Regions from separate parts of the Homo sapiens genome. Here region 2 is linked to region 1. A link is a loop called in an ENCODE intact Hi-C map of the cell type or tissue named here. Cell type or tissue: pancreas. All regions are shown on one strand. Links, peaks and the distances in the headings refer to the core of each region. The heading gives the core; the rest is flanking DNA. Region 1 overlaps LOC105371709 (a long non-coding RNA gene). Region 2 overlaps LINC01992 (long intergenic non-protein coding RNA 1992).

Region 1 (8,333 bases), core at 294-8,293:
TGTGGCGATTCCTCAGGGATCTAGAACTCGAAATACCATTTGACCCAGCAATCCTATTACTCGGTATATACCCAAAGGATTATAAATCATGCTGCTATAAAGACACATGCACACATATGTTTATTGTGGCACTATTCACAATAGCAAAGACTTGGAACCAACCCAGATGTCCAACAGTGATAGACTGGATTAAGAAAATGTGGCACATATACACCATGGAATACTATGCAGCCGTAAAAAATGATGAGTTCATGTCCTTTGTAGGGACATGGATGAAGCTGGAAACCATCATTCTCAGCAAACTATCACAAGGACAAAAAACCAAACACCTCATGTTCTCACTCATAGGTGGGAATTGAACAATGAGAACACATGGACGCAGGAAGGGGAACATCACACACAGGGGCCTGTTGTGGGGTGGGGAGAGGGGGGAGGGATAGCATTTGGAGATATACCTAATGTTAAATGATGAGTTACTGGGTGCAGCACACCAACATGGCACATGTATACATATGTAACTAACCTGCACATTGTGTACATGTACCCTAAAACTTAAAGTATAATAAAAAAAAATAATGTTCATGATTTAGATCAGTGCTGTCCTAGAGAAATGTGAGAGCCACATATGAAATTTTGTGTTCTAGTAGTCACACTAAAAAGTTAAAAGAGGCCAGGTGTGATGGCTCACACCTGTAATCCCAGCAATTTGGGAGGCCAAGGTGGGAGGATCGCTTGAGCCCAAAGTTCAAGACCAGCCTGGGCAACATAGTGAAACCTCATCTCTATCAAAAAAAAAAAAAAAAAATTAGCCAGGCATGGTGGCATGTGCCTGTAGTCCCTGCAACTCAAGAGGCTGAAGTGGAAGGATCACCTGAACCCAGGGAGGTTGAGGCTGCAGTGAGCCATGATCATGCCACTGCACTTTAGCCTGAGCAGCAGAGTGAGACCTTATCTAAAAAAAAAAAAAAAAAAAAAGGAAAACAAAATTCACTAGCCACATGTGGCTAGTAGCTACTATATTAGACAGCCCAAATCTAGATCATGGGTTTGAATCCTTAATCTGTCCCTTACCAGCTATGTGACCTTGGGCAAGTTCCTTAACCTATCTTAGTGTGAAAAATTTCCTTGTCTGTAAAATAGAGAGGTTCCCTGACAGATGCAGTTGTGATAATTCAAAGAGACAATCCATGGAAAGCACATAGCCTGGGGCTTGCTAGCAGTAAGTGGGATGGTTATTATTAGTACAGGTATTACAATCGAAGGCAAAGTGTCCCAAGTGTCCAGTGGAGAAATCATCTTGGGCACCACTCAGTTCATGTCCCCAGCATTCCATCCACGTGGAGTGGCTGGCCCCTTAAACACATCACCAGACAGTACAATTTCCGGCCTTTTCCATTTTGTTCCATTTTCAGGAGCTGAGCATGAAGAACGAGAAGTCGGAAGTGAGTCAGCAGGATAGCACTTAGAGCCTAAAAAAGCAAGCAGGACATCAGAATGCATAAGCAGGAATATAATGTGCAGGAAGTGGGAGGTGATCTTCCCTTTCTTCCAAGAACTGGCTCACCCCATGAGTTGTCTGCAAAGACTTTGCAGAACTTGGGCCAGGCCCAGGAATATTAAAGGACTACAAAAGGAGCAACTCACATTCAACAGTGCTGGGTGCTCAACACCTGTTATCTCATGTGATCAATCGTCAATATGTCCCATTTTGCAAATGAAGAAACAGACTCGGGAAGTCAAGGTACCTTATCAAATCTCACACATCTCGTGAGTGACAAAGCTGGGGCTGGCCCACTTCCCACTGTAACCCACAGCTGGAGGGAAGGGGCAAAGAAGTGATGCTATGGAGTACCAGGAAGGACAGGCAGAGAATTCTTACCCTTTCAAGCCTGGCAGCCAGGGGCCTCCCTCACTGGGTGCATGATACTTTTTTAACATTTCTTACCCAAAACTGTTAGCAGAAGGCAAGAGGATCACCTCCGACCTTTTAGCACACACATTCCTCTGGGTCACACTACGTCCATTCTCTGTCTCCATGCTTCGGGCCTGGCTTATCTTTCTACCTCTTCTTCTACCCAAGTTCTACTCACTTTTAAGGCTTTGCTCTTGGAGCCTCAGATCTTCTTCTTTGTTGTCTTTTTTTTTTTTTTTGAGAACCTCGACCTCCCTGGGCTCAGGTGATCCTCTCACCTCAGCCTCCTGAGTAGCTGGGTCTACAGGCATGTGCCACCACAGCTGACTAATTTTTTTGTATTTTGTAGAGCTGGGGTTTTGCCTTGTTGCTCATTAGAATCTGCCTGCCTCAGCCTCCTAAAGTGCCAGGATTACAGGCATGAGCCACTGCACTGGGCTGTAGCCTCAGAACTTTCATGAAGCATTTTTCCTGATACAAGTCCCTCTGGATCTCTCTCTCCCCTGAAGAATTTAGACATTCAATGTCTGCAATATTTATTTGAAACATACACTCTTATTTATATAATCTTATTTATGTGATGCCGTGAAAAACTTTCTAGCTGTCTGACCTTGGGCACTAGACACTTGAGCATGCTTCCTCATCTGTTCAATGGGTATAATAACACCTATTTTGCAGTAGAAGGTAATATTGAGAAAATTAACTAAGGTCATATATTACTATATGAAATATCTAGCACAATGCCTGACACAGAGTGGCCACTTGGGATAGGTAGTTCCCTTCCTCACTTTTTTTTTCTTTTTAGAGAAACAGCCCAGGCTGTTCTCAAACTTCTGTGCTGAAGCAATCCTCCTGCCTCAGCCTTCCAAAGTCTTGGGATGACAACCATGAGCCACAATACCTGGCCTCTTTCCTCACTTCTGTGTGTTGCTTACTTGTCATTATTTTCCTGGTATCTCTATTTCCAGTGCTCTTCTGTTTGGGGAGTTGGTTGGGGAGATGAGATGTGATACTTTAATCTTAGTAAATTGTAAAATGCTTCTCCCATCTTCCTTCATCCATTTTTCTGAGCCCCTACAGTCCCTCCATCAGTTTCGTGACAGGGGATAAAGTCATCAATGCCAAAGCAAAGGTGGAGGCTCGATAAGAGAGAGTGGGAGCAAGGCTACAAACCTCATAGGCATTTGGTATTGCTGAAGGACAACGTGCATGTTCAGGATCAGCTACTGGAAGGTATAACAAGAGAAGCCAGACAAGACAGTGGAAGAATCAGTCAGGGAGCCAATAGCAACTAAGATAGAGACAGGACATGGCAACAAGCTGGGGACTGGGTGAGGCCAGACAAATCTAAGTTCACGTACCACCTGGTCCTTCTTCCCCTACAACTGGGCCTCTTCCCATCCTAACAACACAGGCTCTGAGCCCCAGGAGAATTCCCTTTGCATGTATCTCAGGATGTTGGCCTCATCTTACCCCTCTCCATTTTTCAGTCCCTGGATGGGTTATTTATCCCAGCTCCAAACCCCAGGACCAAACCTCAGCCCTGACCCATGTCCTTGGCCATGTGAGTCAGACGATGTCCCAAACTTCCTTCTTCCTAGATGAGTGGTGAACATTTTATCTTAAAGTTATTAAAAAAGAAAATTTTAAAATAGATTACAAAATTGTTATGCTTAACATTTGTAGGTGCCCTTTATTACTTTGGCTTCTTAAGCCTTAGTAAATGAAAGTATAACTCACATGCATTGGACACAGCAGTAAAATGAGGAATGTTTCATAATGTTATACAGACAATATTCTGTGGATCTATTTTCAGCTTAGAATCCAAATACAACAAGATACTTTTCATCAAAAGGGCAGCAATGAACCATACACAAAATTACCACCTATCCACCCCAATATACCACGTTACAGAGCTCAGCCTCCATGGCAGAATAAAGGTTGTCCTCGCTGAAAGTCCGCAGAGACAGTGGTCCCAGATTAGAGAGCCACAGCCTTAAATATTGATTGCTAGGGTTAGCAGGTGAAACCAAATTATCCAAGACTACAATGAGCATTATTTGGAAAAGACTAAGACAGTGGTGGTTTCCAGACTGTGCTTCACATTGGAATCACCTGAGGATATTCAAAAACTACTGATGCCTGGTTTCAGTGGTATGCTGGTAAATATTTTAAGAATTGGCTGTTTAGAAAGAAAAGAAAGCCCTGATTTATATCCATGGCATAAAAACTTCTATCATGGTTAATTTCTTTCTTTCTTTCTTTTTTTTTTTGAGACAGAGTCACACTCTGTTGCCTAGGCTGGAGTGCAATGGCACGATCTCGGCTCACTGCAACCTCTGCCTCTCGGGTTGAAGCAATTCTCCTGCCTCAGCCTTCTAAGTAGCTGGGATTACAGGTGTGTGCCACCACGCCCAGCTAATTTTTTTTTTTTTTTGTAAGTAGAGACGGGGTTTCACCCTGTTGGCTAGCCTGGTCTCGAACTCCTGACCTCAGGTGATCCACCCAGCTTGGCCTCCCAAAGTGCTGAGATTACAGGCATGAGCCACCGCGTCCAGCCATGGTTAATTTCAAGCTGCTAGTATGACATCATTGAAGACAGAATGGGGAAGAGATGTACACAATAGGTTCTCCAGAACCAGGTAGCAGCCAGCTTTAGCACACCACTGCCTGGTCACCCCCACGCCTCCCACACAACTTAGTAGGTATGAGGTGTGACCTAGGCATCAGGATTTTTAAAAGCTCCCCAGTAGATTCTAATATGCAGCAAAGTTGGGAACCACTGGGCTAATGGGCCTTGTAATAAGGTCCCAGAGGCAAGAAACCGGCCAGTTGATTGCCTTCCAGTGACAGCTGGATTGTAACACTTGCCTCCTCAAATACACTTTCTTCCCCTAGCAAGCCTCCATGGAAAGCTAAATCCTCAGCAGAAGGTTGCTCAGTGGGCTGGTCTCAGAGCATGGGGCAGGGGTGGGAGGTCCGGAGGCTGGTGAGAGATCTGAAAAGCTAGGGGCGATGTGTCAATGTAATTGTCCACTAGAAATTCCTGGGGGTGCTAGAAACACTGATAAATTTCTGCTCCAGGACATTCCTCCAGGGATGTCATTATCCTTCCATTAAAACTGTATTCTGACTGGGTGGTAAGTACCTGATTTGCTTAATTCTTAATTGTTATACCTTTAGCTCTGCTGACTGAGCTCTAGTGATTTGGGTTGAAGTGTACCTAAGGCTGCAGGGCAGGTAGGAGAGGAATGAATTTTTTCTGCAGATGGCTGGCCAGGCCCCACCTCTGGGTTACTGCAGTCACTCTGCTTTTGTCTGTCATGGTACTTGTCACCTGGCCTTGCAAATGTTTACTCATCTGTTGCCTTTAATGCTCTACAAGCTCCCCAAGGGCAGAGACTTGGCTCCTATTTTGCTAGGCGTCCCCAGTGCCCAGTGTTGGTTTAAGCTGACGTAAACTGAGCTCTTCCATCCATTATAAAGTATTTTAAATTTACTTTTAGAAACACAAGTAGGCCGAGTGAGGTGGCTCATGCTTGTAATCCCAGTACTTTGGGACAGGAGGATTGCTTGAGCCCAGGAGTTTGAGATCAGCCTAGGCAACATGGCAAGACCTCGTCTCTACAAATAATAATAAAAACAAAATTAGCTGGGCATGGTGGTGGGCACCTGTAGTCTCAGCTACTCTGGAGGCTGAGGCAAGAGAATAGCTTGAGCCCAGGAGGTCAAGGCTGCAGTGAGCTGTGATTGCACCACTGCCCTCCAGCCTGTGTGACAGAGCAAGACCCTGTCTCAAAATAAATAAAATAAAATAAAATCACAAGTAATTCATGAAAAGATTCTTGGCATTTGCACACACACATGCACATTTTAAAATGTATGGTTCTCGGCTGGGTGCTGTGGCTTGCACCTGTAATCCCAGCACTTTGGGAGGCTGAGGTGGGCAGATTGCTGGAGCTCAGGAATTCTATATCAGCCTGGTCAACATAATGAAACCCTGTCTCTACAAAAAATACAAAAATTAGCTGGGTGTGGTGGCACACATCCGTAGTCCCAGCTACTTGGGAGGCTGAGGCACGAGAATCACTTGAACCCAGGAGGCGGAGGTTGCAGTGAGCTGAGATCATGCCACTGCACTCCAGCCTGGATGACAGAGCAAGACTCTGTCTCAAGAAAAAAAAAAGCATGGTTCTATTTTTTGTGTTTTCAAAATACATGCTATTATACTATACACATAGTTCTATAAAATGCTTTTTCACTTAACAATATGTTATGAGGATATTTTCATAATCTATTTATTAATGTGCTTTGTTCTTTTCATAATGCTGAATTTGAAAGGTGACCTTGAGACAGGATTTAAGTGTGATTACTTTATGTGGGAGGTGATCCCAGAAAATAGGGTAATGGGGAAGTGAGACAGGGAAGGGAAGGAAGCCAATAAAGGGTGTTTTTCAAAGCAAGTCATCACTGTATGTAAAACCAGAGCTCAACTCCATGGGGAAACTGGGAGCCAATGTAGCACACAACTGTCCAACACTTCTACCTAAAGAGAGCTGGAGTATTTATCCACTGACTTCCATCTGCCATTGATCAAGGGCTACTTCAGAGGCACATTGACTCAGGGACTTTTGGCCTGCCTTGCATCTGGGCAGAGAGGGCTCTGGTGGCCAGAAAAAGCCTTCAGTCAAGGAGATGCTTGTGCTATCAATTGGAAGTCAGTTGACACACACAGACATGGTAAGTGCTAGGTCATATGGGTGGGGAACTGATAGGATCCGCTCCAAAACAGATGTGACTTTGTGCCTTACTTCATTAAATCCTTTCTCATTTCTCATTTTTTTTTTACAAGCAACTCTTCAATAAGTATTCCCATCCATGTTTCCTTATGCAGGGGTACAATTTTTTTTTTTTTTTAAGAGACAGCTCTAGCTCTATGGCCCAGGCTGAGGTGCAGTGGCACTATCCTTGCTCACTATAGACTCAACTCCCTGGGCTCAAGTAATCCTCCAGCCCCAGCCTCCTGAGCAGCTGGGACTTTGGGCACATGCCACCACACCTGGGTAATTTTTTCTTGTTGAGAGGGAGTCTCGCTCTGTTGCCCAGGCTGGGGTGCAGTGGAACGATCTCGGCTCACTGAAACCTCCGCCTCCTGGGTTCAAGTGATTCTCCTGCCTCAGCCTCCTGAGTAGCTGGGACTACAGGTGCATGCCACCATGTCTGGCTAATTTTTTGTATTTTTAGTAGAGACGGTGTTTCACTGTGTTAGCCAGGATGGTCTCTATCTCCTGACCTTGTGATCCACCCGCCTCGGCCTCCCAAAGTGCTGGGATTACAGGCATAAGCCATCACGCTGGGCCCACCTGGGAAATTTTTAAAAGTTTTTTGTAGAGACAGAGTCTCACTGTGTTGTCCAGGCTGGTCTTGAACTCCTGGGCTCAGGCAATCCTCCAGCCTTGGCCTTCCTAAGTGTTGAGATTGCAGGCATGAGCCACCATGCCTGGCCCAGTATTTCTTTAGGATACATGCCTACAATGGGTCCATCCATTACACAATATTTCTGTTTAATTTTACTCTCCTGGACTGGGAAATGCCTACTGTAACCTCAGAACTCTGGGCTGCCAGAGTGTGCATATCCTCTCTTGCTAAAGCCTTCAGTCTTGCCCTTTCAGGAATCCTTTCAAGATAGAAGATAGGAGAGCATTTAATGACTTTCCTACTGCCCTATATGAGATTCTCATGGCCTCATTAATTCTCTCCATTGACTATCCCTGTGACTTTACTCTTGTCTCCTGCCTTCAAAACCTGTTGTTGATATGTTCAGATTTTAAGCAGTAGTCTAGCAATAAAAATCAAATCTTGGAACAATGCATTTCTTCTATTTGGTCAGACATTTTACCTCTGTTTACCTGCGTAGGCCATCATTTCCAAATAAAGAGCACATGTGCACAACCTGAGACCGGGTCTGTGCAAGTCTTTCTTTACAGTTGCTAGTACAAGGACACAACTAGGAATTTATTTAAAAAATTTTCAATGCAAAATTTTTTATTTTTAAAATCAACTTTATTGAGCTGTAATTTAATCCAATAAATATTTTAAGTTCCATGAGCTGTGGATTCTTTTTTGTTCGTTTGTCTTTATAGATACGAGGTCTCCCTTGCCATGTTACCCAGGCTGATCTCGAACTCCTGGGCTCAATTGATCTTCCAGCTGCAGCCTCCCAAAGTGTTGGATTTATAGGTGTGAGCCACCACACCAGGCTGGCATTGGTTTTTAAATTTTATTTTCCAGTAGTTCATTGCTGGTATATGGAAACACACTTGATTTTTTTTGCAGGCTTGCTAAATCCATTTATTCTAGTAGCTTTTTTCTAGGTTCTTGAGGATTCTCTAATCTTATTAATCTATAAATAAAAACAGTT
Region 2 (8,333 bases), core at 290-8,289, 63 kb after region 1:
CAGCAATCTGTTCCTGATGTTTCTGGTGCCTGTTTCAGACGCATCATCAGGTTTGATGTTCCTTTCTGAGGACTATAGTTTGAGCAGCACTGCTTTTGGATGTATCCCACATTGTTCTTGCCCCATGCTGTGGGCAATAGAGTGTAAGCTTTCATGTTCAGAATGCTTGTTACTGCTTCCAGGTGTGCTCAAAGTACAGTGGTTAGGAAAGAGTTTTCATCAATCTGTCCTTGTGCAAGGGTTCACCTCCATCCAATGCGCTTGCAAGATGATGGTAAGGTACAGGTGCTCCCAGAAGTCTCACTGACTCCAGGGCTCAGAGCATACGTTGTCTTTGTGCAATCGGTATTCTCCTGCACTGTGAATATAGCAGAGGCAGTTTAAATTGCTTTCCGTCAGGAAAGGGGCTTTCTACTTGGATTGTGAGCTCGGTGTAGGTGCTCCATTTGTTCTGTCTTTTGACACTGACTCTGACATAAAGTTAAACCTTCTTCCTTCTCTGTAAATTAGCTGAATCCATAGAAATCCTGGGTCAAATGGGCTTAAACAATAAGTCATTTTATTATTTTCCATAACTGAAGTCAATAGGCTTTGGGGCTGGTTGGTTTAGAGGCCCAGCAATGGTATCAAGGACCCAGGTTCTTTTCATCTTTCCGGTATGCCAACGCCATAGTGGTCCACCCTCCAGTTGCTGGCAAGATGGCTGCAGTGGTTCCAGCCATCACAGCCAGAGAGTACAAAGTCCAGAGCAGGGAGCTCTTACCTGGGCTCCACAGACAAACCCGGAGAGCCACGAACCTGAGTGGGAGAAAGAATTACACCACTAACCTCTAACTGAAATGTGGCATTTTCTTCAATTATGGATGCAGGCAACATCTATAGTGGTAGTAGTGTACTGTGGCTTTGCCACCAAAAGAAATCATATGTATTTTCATATAACATTACAATTACAAATATATCATAAAATATCATTTATACTCAATCCCACTTTGAAATTGTAGTAGTTATTAGACCTGCCATTAAATATTGATATTGAATGTGTTAATAAAGTATCACATATATTATTACACCACAAATATATTGTTTTAATATTTTAATACGTGGTTAAATTATAATTGTTTACATGTAATTTATTTTATATATTTTAAAATATTATTCTAAGAAGCAGTTCACGGAATTCATCTTACCACAAAAGGGATCCTGGCACCACCCCCCCACCAAAAAAAGGCTAAGAATTCTTGATGTAGAGGAAGAAGACAGGCCATCTCCTGCAGTGACTCTCTCTTTTTTTTTTTTTTTTTTTTTTTTTTGAGAAGGAGTTTTGCTCTTGCTGCCCAGGCTGGAGTGCAATGGCACGATCTCAGCTCACTGCAACCTCCGCCTCCTGGGTTCAAGCAATTCTCCTGCCTCAGCCTCCCAAGTAGCTGGGACTACAGACATGCACGACCACGCCCAGCTAATTTTGTATTTTTAGTAGAAATGGGCTTTCTCCAGGTTGGTCAGTCTGGTCTCAAACTCCTGACCTCAGCCTCCCAAAGCGCTGGGATCATAGGCATGAGCCACCACACCCGGCCTTCTTTTTTTTTTTTTTTTTTTGAGACAGGGTCTCACTGTGTCACCCAGGTGGCTGGAGTGCAGTGATGTGGATCTTGGCTCATTGCAGCCTCAACCTCCTGGGCTCAAGCGATCCTCCTACCTCAGTCTTCCGAGTAGTTGGGACCAGAGGTGTGTGTCACCACACCTGGCTAATTTTTTAATTTTGTTGTGATGGTGTTTTGCCTTGTTGCCCAGGCTGGTCTTGAACTCCTAGGCTCAAGCAATTCTCCTGCCTCGGCCTCCCAAAGTGCTGAGATTACCGGCATGATCTACTCACCACACCTGGTCTCCTCCAGTGACTCTCTCTTAAGAGACAAGAAATGTCATAACTCATTGGCCAGAATTGGGTCACATGACATTCTTGAGCCAATCATTGTGAAGAAAAATGAGATATATATTCCCCTTCCCCCAGCCCAATCAGTGTGGCAAGGTCAGCTTTCCCTGAGGCATGGGGCTATTTGGGTGAGGGTGGATATCCGAAGACATTGGGGTTCTGTTAGGAAAGAGGAAAGGGAGGCTAGGGAGATAGTCCCTCAGGTGCTATGGGTTAGGAATTGCTCAGGAGTCTGCTTCACCTCCTGCCACATTTAAGAAGGATAAGAATAAGACAGAAGGAACAGCATGTTTTTATGCAAGAGCTTGGGGACAGTAAGGAGGCAGGAGGGGCTTTTTGCCTCTTCAGAAAGTTTTCTAGAGGAAGATATGCATTAGCTGATTCTTGGAGAATGCGTAGGACTTAGCCAGGAGAAAGAAGATGAAAAATTGTTCCAGAATGTGGAAATAGTATGTGCAAGGACTAGAGGCATGAAAGAGCATGGCGTGTCCTGAGAACTAGTAGTAGTTTAGTATTTGGTAAGAGAAGGGGAGAGTGGTGAGAAAAGAGGCTGGGGGAGGTGGCCTGGGAGCCAACATGAAAGACCTTGGGTACCAAGGTTGGGGTTAGAATTTTATCCTGGTGAACACAAGTGGTTTCTGAGGGGTTTTAAGTACAGCAGTGACATGATTCTATTTGTTTTTCAGAAAGGTCATTGTGGCACCGTAGTGTGGAGAATAGACAGAGGGGAGCAAGACTAAAAGCAAGGGAGACACTTAGGCTCTTGTTCAACCAGGGGAAAGAAGACGGTGGTCTGAACAAAAGTGATGGCAGTGAAGCTGGAGAAAAGAGGGTGACAGAGCTTAAGAGACTGATTGAATACGGCATGGGGGTGGTGATGAGGGAAATGGGTAAGTCCCAGATAACCCCCATATTTGTGACTTGAGCCAGTGGCAGATGGTGGAACCATTCACTGAATAGGAGACAGGAGGAGATGCAGTTGGGGGCGAGGAGAGGTCAGAGCAGATGATAAGATCATAGGTTCAGAATTGGACAGATTGTGATATAATTTTGGCTGCCTTTTGTCTTGGTGTTCCCATTTCTTGTATTTCCCCTGAAAGTTCAGAATGGCCACAACTTTTCCATGAGAACCCTGAGGCTGGGGGCCTGAGAGCCCCAAGATCTCTGTGGAAATAGGAAGATGTGGTGGCGAAGGAATGGCACACAGTGATGTAATTTTTGGTCCGCTCCCCCAAAGGCTTCCATGAAAACAGTAAAACTGCTCATGCTGTCTCCTAGCATCCCAGCAAATGGAAGCTTTGGAGGAAAACTAAGTTGTGTTATAATTATAATACAACTTAGTATTATAATATAATTATAATAAGGTGTCAAAGACCTTATTGTTTTTGGTCCTGTTCATACAGTGAAACCAAACTCAGCAGAATTCAGGGACTTTTGAATAGATTTGGAGAGTGACTCTGAGCCAGGTGCCTGCCACTTTGCAGAGTAAATTATCAAGGCAGTAAGAGGATGAAACTTCAGCCTGGGGAAATGGTTAATTGCTTTGCCCTCTAGTTATTATTTTGGTCCTAGCTTACTGTAGAGTATAGCATTTCAAGCAAAGGGCTATAAATTTCATGGTAAGGGGCATCTATTCAGGGGTGCAGTGGAGATGGGAAACGCAAGCAGTCATTGATACCAACCTTGATCATCAATCATGGAAAATGAGTGTCTTTTTCAGGCAATGCTGTCTAATACCCCTTGCATTTTGGTTTTTCCTGTGTTTTCGACTCCCCCCATTCACATAAACCTATATGTACCCAACAATAAAATATACACACATGTGGACTCAATCAGCAATGCCTTAGGCTGGCCGTGGTTTTAGATACCTTTGTGCATACAGGATCCTTAGTCAAGGACAATACCAGGTCCTTTAAAAAGAGGCTCGAGAAAGCAAATTTCAAGAGGAAGTAGAAGGCTGTATTGATTTCACAGGCACTTCCACATCCACCTCACCCTGTCCTAGGCCCCTTGCATCCATAACTATTTCTTGATCTCTTGTCCTGGGCTTTGTGCTAGGCCAAATGTCCTTAGGAGCTGACAAGCAAAGGCTCTTGGCATTCACATGACTTTGGCTGTTGCGGGTGGAGGCGGCCGCAGTTGCTGCTGCTGCTTTGGGTGTTACCTGGGTGGGTGGGGTGGCAGAGAGACAGGTGGGTTCTTTCACACGCCGTACATTTGTGAAGGCGTTTTGTGCTTGGGAGCTGTTTGTTTCTTTGCCTTGCAAGCTGTTGGATGCCTCTGCTCAAGCAAAGGCTGATTCCCCAGCACATGGCCCTGCTAAGTGCTGCTTTGGGAAGTACTTTGCTTTCCAGCTGGGCTTGTCACCCCAGCTCTCTCTATCTAGCATGTCCTCTCTGGCAGGAAGCAGGCGTGCAGCTTTCTGGGCTGTTCTGATGGGAGCCCAGGGAGGCAGAGAGTGCCTGAAGATAAGGAATCAAGTCAAGCGAGGTCAGCTTTGGGCTGGGTTGGCAGTTGGCTGCAGGCTCCAGGGGTTAGATGGGCCCCTGCCAGTAATAGGAGTGTAATCTCTGATCCATGGGCCCAAGCTGCATGCTGCTGACCTTGTTGGTACCACCTATGGAGTGGGTGGTTATAGCTGGCAGGCTGGTGATCTGCAGACACACCTGGCCCAATTCAGGCAAGGGTAGAGATACCAAAACAGTGTTTCCCAAACTCTATTCCACAGAACATTGACTCCACGGAAACTAAAAAGGATAAAAGGGTTCAGGGATTATATAAACTGGAGAAACATTGATATAGATAAAGGCAAACAGATCTCTTTACTGAAAGATACTTAAAATCCTCATACTAAAAATGTGCTAACCACACTTTGGGAGGCCGAGACAGGCAGATCACGAGGTCAGGAGATCAAGACCATCCTGGCTAACACGGTGAAATCCCGTCTCTACTAAAAATACAAAAAAATTAGCCGGGTGTGGTTGTGGGTGCCTGTAGTCCCAGCTACACGGGAGGCTGAGGCAGGAGAATGGTGTGAACCCGGGAAGCGGAGCTTGCGGTGAGCCGAGATCACGCCACTGCATTCCAGCCTGGGCGACAGTGAGACTCCATCTCAAAAAAAAAAAAAAAAATTGCTAACGAGTGTTATAAATCTTTAGATAGGAATCAGAATATATAATGTTTCCCAAACCTGTTGGACTGTGGAACCCTTCTTTTGGTGTAACAAAAGAAGGTTGGGGGGAGGGTTCCATAGAACACACTTTGGGAAACACTGTCTGATTCTCTCTTGCATGCCGAGTTTATGTGACCAGGTTGAGTGCTCAGATCCTGGTACCAGGATGTTGGAGTTTGAATCTGGCTATTCATGGGGCTACTCTAAGCCTTTACCTTTGGTGTTTCTTGCAACACCAATCACTGCATATGTCACAGAGAGTCCTTTAGGGACCCAGACCTGCTGTTATTAAAATAAGACCTCACCGAGGCAGGAGGATTGCTTGAGTCCAGGAATTCAGTACTAGCTTCAGCAACATAGGGAGATCTTGCCTCTACAAAACCCAAATCAAATCAAATCAAATCAAAACACACAAAAAACAAGACTTAGTTCTTAGTAATCCCCGCACTTTGGGAGGCTGAGGCAGGTGGATCACCTGAGGTCAGGAGTTCGAGACCAGCCTAACCAACATGGAGAAACCCCATCTCTACTAAAAATACAAAATTAGCCAGGTGTGGTGGCGCATACCTGTAATCCCAGCTACTCAGGAGGCTGAGGCAGGAGAATCACTTAAACCTGGGAGGCGGAGGTTGCGGTGAGCCGAGGTTGCGCCATTGCACTCCAGCCTGGGCACAAGAACGAAACTCCGTCTCAAAAAAAAAACAAAACAAAACTGGGTTCTAAAGTTCGCTAGACCTCATCTAAATCCCAGTGTGGCTGTTCATTGGATGTGGAATCCAGGTAAGTTTCATAACCATTCTGAGGCTCAGTTTCTGGGTCTATAAAATGGGGTTAATAATAGTATTCCAGCCTGGGCAACATAGGGAGAACCCATCTCTGCACAAAAAAAAAAAAAAAAAAAAAGTAACCAGGCATGGTAGTGCACACCTGTAGTCTCAGCTACTCAGGAGGCTGAGGCAGGAGGATCTCTTGAGCTGGGGAGGTGGAGGCTGCAGTGAGCTGTGTTAGTGCCAATACACTTCAGCCTGGGTAACAGAGCAAGACCCTATGTTAAAATATATACGTGGCAGGGCACAGTGATTCATGTTTGTAATTCAGTACTTTGGGAGGCTGAGGTGGGTGGATCACAAGGTCAGGAGTTTAAGACCAGCCTGTTCAACGTGGCGAAACCCCGTCTCTACTAAAAATACAAACATTAGCCAGGCATGGTGGTGGGTGCCTGTGGTCCCAGCTACTCAGGAGGCTGAGGCAGGAGAATGGCTTGAACCCAGGAGGTGGAGGTTGCAGTGAGCCGAGATCACACCACTGCACTCCAGCCTGGGCGACAGAGCGAGACTCAGTCTCAAATAAATAAATGAATGAATAAATAAAATTTTTAAAACATAAAATATATATATATAAAATACCTACCTCCCAAGGTATTTGTGAGGAGTAATTGAGACAATACATACCAAACAGCACATGGCCTGCTTCAAATCAGAAGCTTACTGAATGTCTTTTTAAAAAATTCTGATATAGAAACAAAGATATGTCAGTGGAGAGGAGGGGCCAGGAAATGCTGTGCACAGTGAACATGGACAAGTGGACAGGTGGATAAATGGAGTGCTATTGTCTCAATGTTTGTGTTCCTCTAAAATTTCTATTTTGATATCCTGGCCCCCAAGGTGATGTTATTAGGAGGTGGGACTTTTGAGGAGTGATAAGGTCACTGGGGTGGAGCCCTTATGAATGGGATTTGTGCCCTTATAAAAGAGGCCTGAGAGAGAACCCCTGCCCCTTCCACCATGTGAGGACACAGTGAGAAGCTGCCATCTGTGAACCAGGAAGCAGGCCCTTACCAGAGACTGAATCTGCTGGCACCTTGATCTCATACTTCCCAGATTCCAAAACTGTGGGAAAGACATTTCTGTTGCTTATAAGCCACGCAGTCTGTGGTATTTTGTTATAGCCACCCAAACAGACTAACACAATGGCATTACATTAGTGCGTCCAGGATAGCTGAGTTGAAGGAAGGAGAGAGGCGTAGCGTAGAATCCTTTTTCTGCTTCTGCAACTTGCACCAACCTGGCTTGAACTTTGCTTTCAACAGTCGGTGTCCTGATGGTAGAAAACCACGAACACAGGCAGTAAACACACTTCTAAACATGCCATTTGGAATCCAGAGTCCTTTGACACGCCAGGGTGGTTCTACAACCAGGCTGGGGGCCAGGGGAGGGATCCTGGCCACTGAAAGGCTGGCATCGACACATCAGAGGGAAAGGAAAGATCACTGGCATTTAGGGATGCCTGGAACCTAGTGAGCCGAGCAATGAGGTCACCAATTCACCCTCTGGCTGTAGAGTCCCATCTTGGGAGGTGATTTTTATCCTAATGGAGGTGGGGAGGCGAGGTAATGAGCAGCTGCTTTTCCTTACTGTGTAAGGTGCTGCCTCCAGGCCAGGCACCAGCAATGTCAGGAAATGATGTGAGGGTTCAAAGTGAGGCCTGAAGTTAGTGAAGCCATTTGTGCGGCATGAGGGAAAACAGAGGAGGTAGCTGGCTTGTGAGTTATTTAAGGCCATACCCAGCCAGCTTCAAAGAGCATCCTTGTCTATGTTGAACGGCTTCCAGGCCAGTCTCTAGCTGGTTCTCTGAGAGGTGATAGGTGAGAAGAGGGGTTGGGAGGGCTGTTTAGTGTGGTCTGCAGTGTGAGCTGCTGCAAGCCCTGGGATGTGTTCTTTCTGGGTGTGGAGAGTGTTTAGATCAAACCAGAAATAGCACCAATAGCCAACTTACAATATGATGAGCCCTTCTGCGTACTAATTCACTGAGTCCTTGCAACTTTATTTGTTGGGTGTTTTTATTAACCCCATTTTGCACGTGGGAAAACTAAGCCAAGGCACAGGTCGAATAACTTGCTAGAGGTCCTATTAGTATTAAGAACCAGAATTTGAACCCAGGTAGTGTAGCTCCAGAACTTGGGTGCTGACCCACTGTGCTATCACGGTATTTAGCAGAAATGGAATTCAGTGATGGGCTAGGTCAGATATATGGGAAAGGAGTAGAGCTCCTTATTTGGCTTGATCTAAGCTCTGGGAGGCAGGGTTATGGTCGGCTGAAGGCTCTGAAGTGCTGAGTGGGCCAGAACCAAATATCAGAAGTTCAATTGTCTTGTACACAAAAGTGAGGAACCAGAGGTGGCTCGGATACATTTGACTGAGTAATTTGTTTGTGATCTTTGACAGAGTTTTG

What was found. Hi-C counts contacts between places; a loop is a spot of excess contacts. Peaks named below come from ENCODE experiments on the same cell type or tissue, not always from the same donor. Only the 100,000 strongest peaks of a DNase experiment are listed, where the experiment ranks them.
Region 2: it touches region 1 in a loop (3-fold over the local background); 5 of 110 quality-filtered maps call a loop at or near these places.

The regions. Positions count from the first base shown.
Region 1 is chr17:28,027,541-28,035,873 of GRCh38, reverse strand. LOC105371709 (a long non-coding RNA gene) reads left to right here. Exons shown (of 3, transcript XR_934637.4): 3 at 1,413-1,734. Among named protein-coding and RNA genes, the nearest start is that of NLK, 11 kb to the left of the region's middle. RefSeq lists an enhancer at 1,060-2,259. In pancreas, for the core only: no CTCF peak of the experiment used is centred there; a DNase peak (open chromatin) is centred at 5,253; H3K27ac peaks cover 3,240 bases.
Region 2 is chr17:27,964,423-27,972,755 of GRCh38, reverse strand. All of the region lies in intron 2 of LINC01992 (long intergenic non-protein coding RNA 1992), which reads left to right. It overlaps LOC124903962 (a long non-coding RNA gene), which reads right to left. Exons shown (of 2, transcript XR_007065683.1): 2 at 7,924-8,333. Among named protein-coding and RNA genes, the nearest start is that of LINC01992, 23 kb to the left of the region's middle. In pancreas, for the core only: no CTCF peak of the experiment used is centred there; DNase peaks (open chromatin) are centred at 4,075 and 4,405; H3K27ac peaks cover 3,421 bases.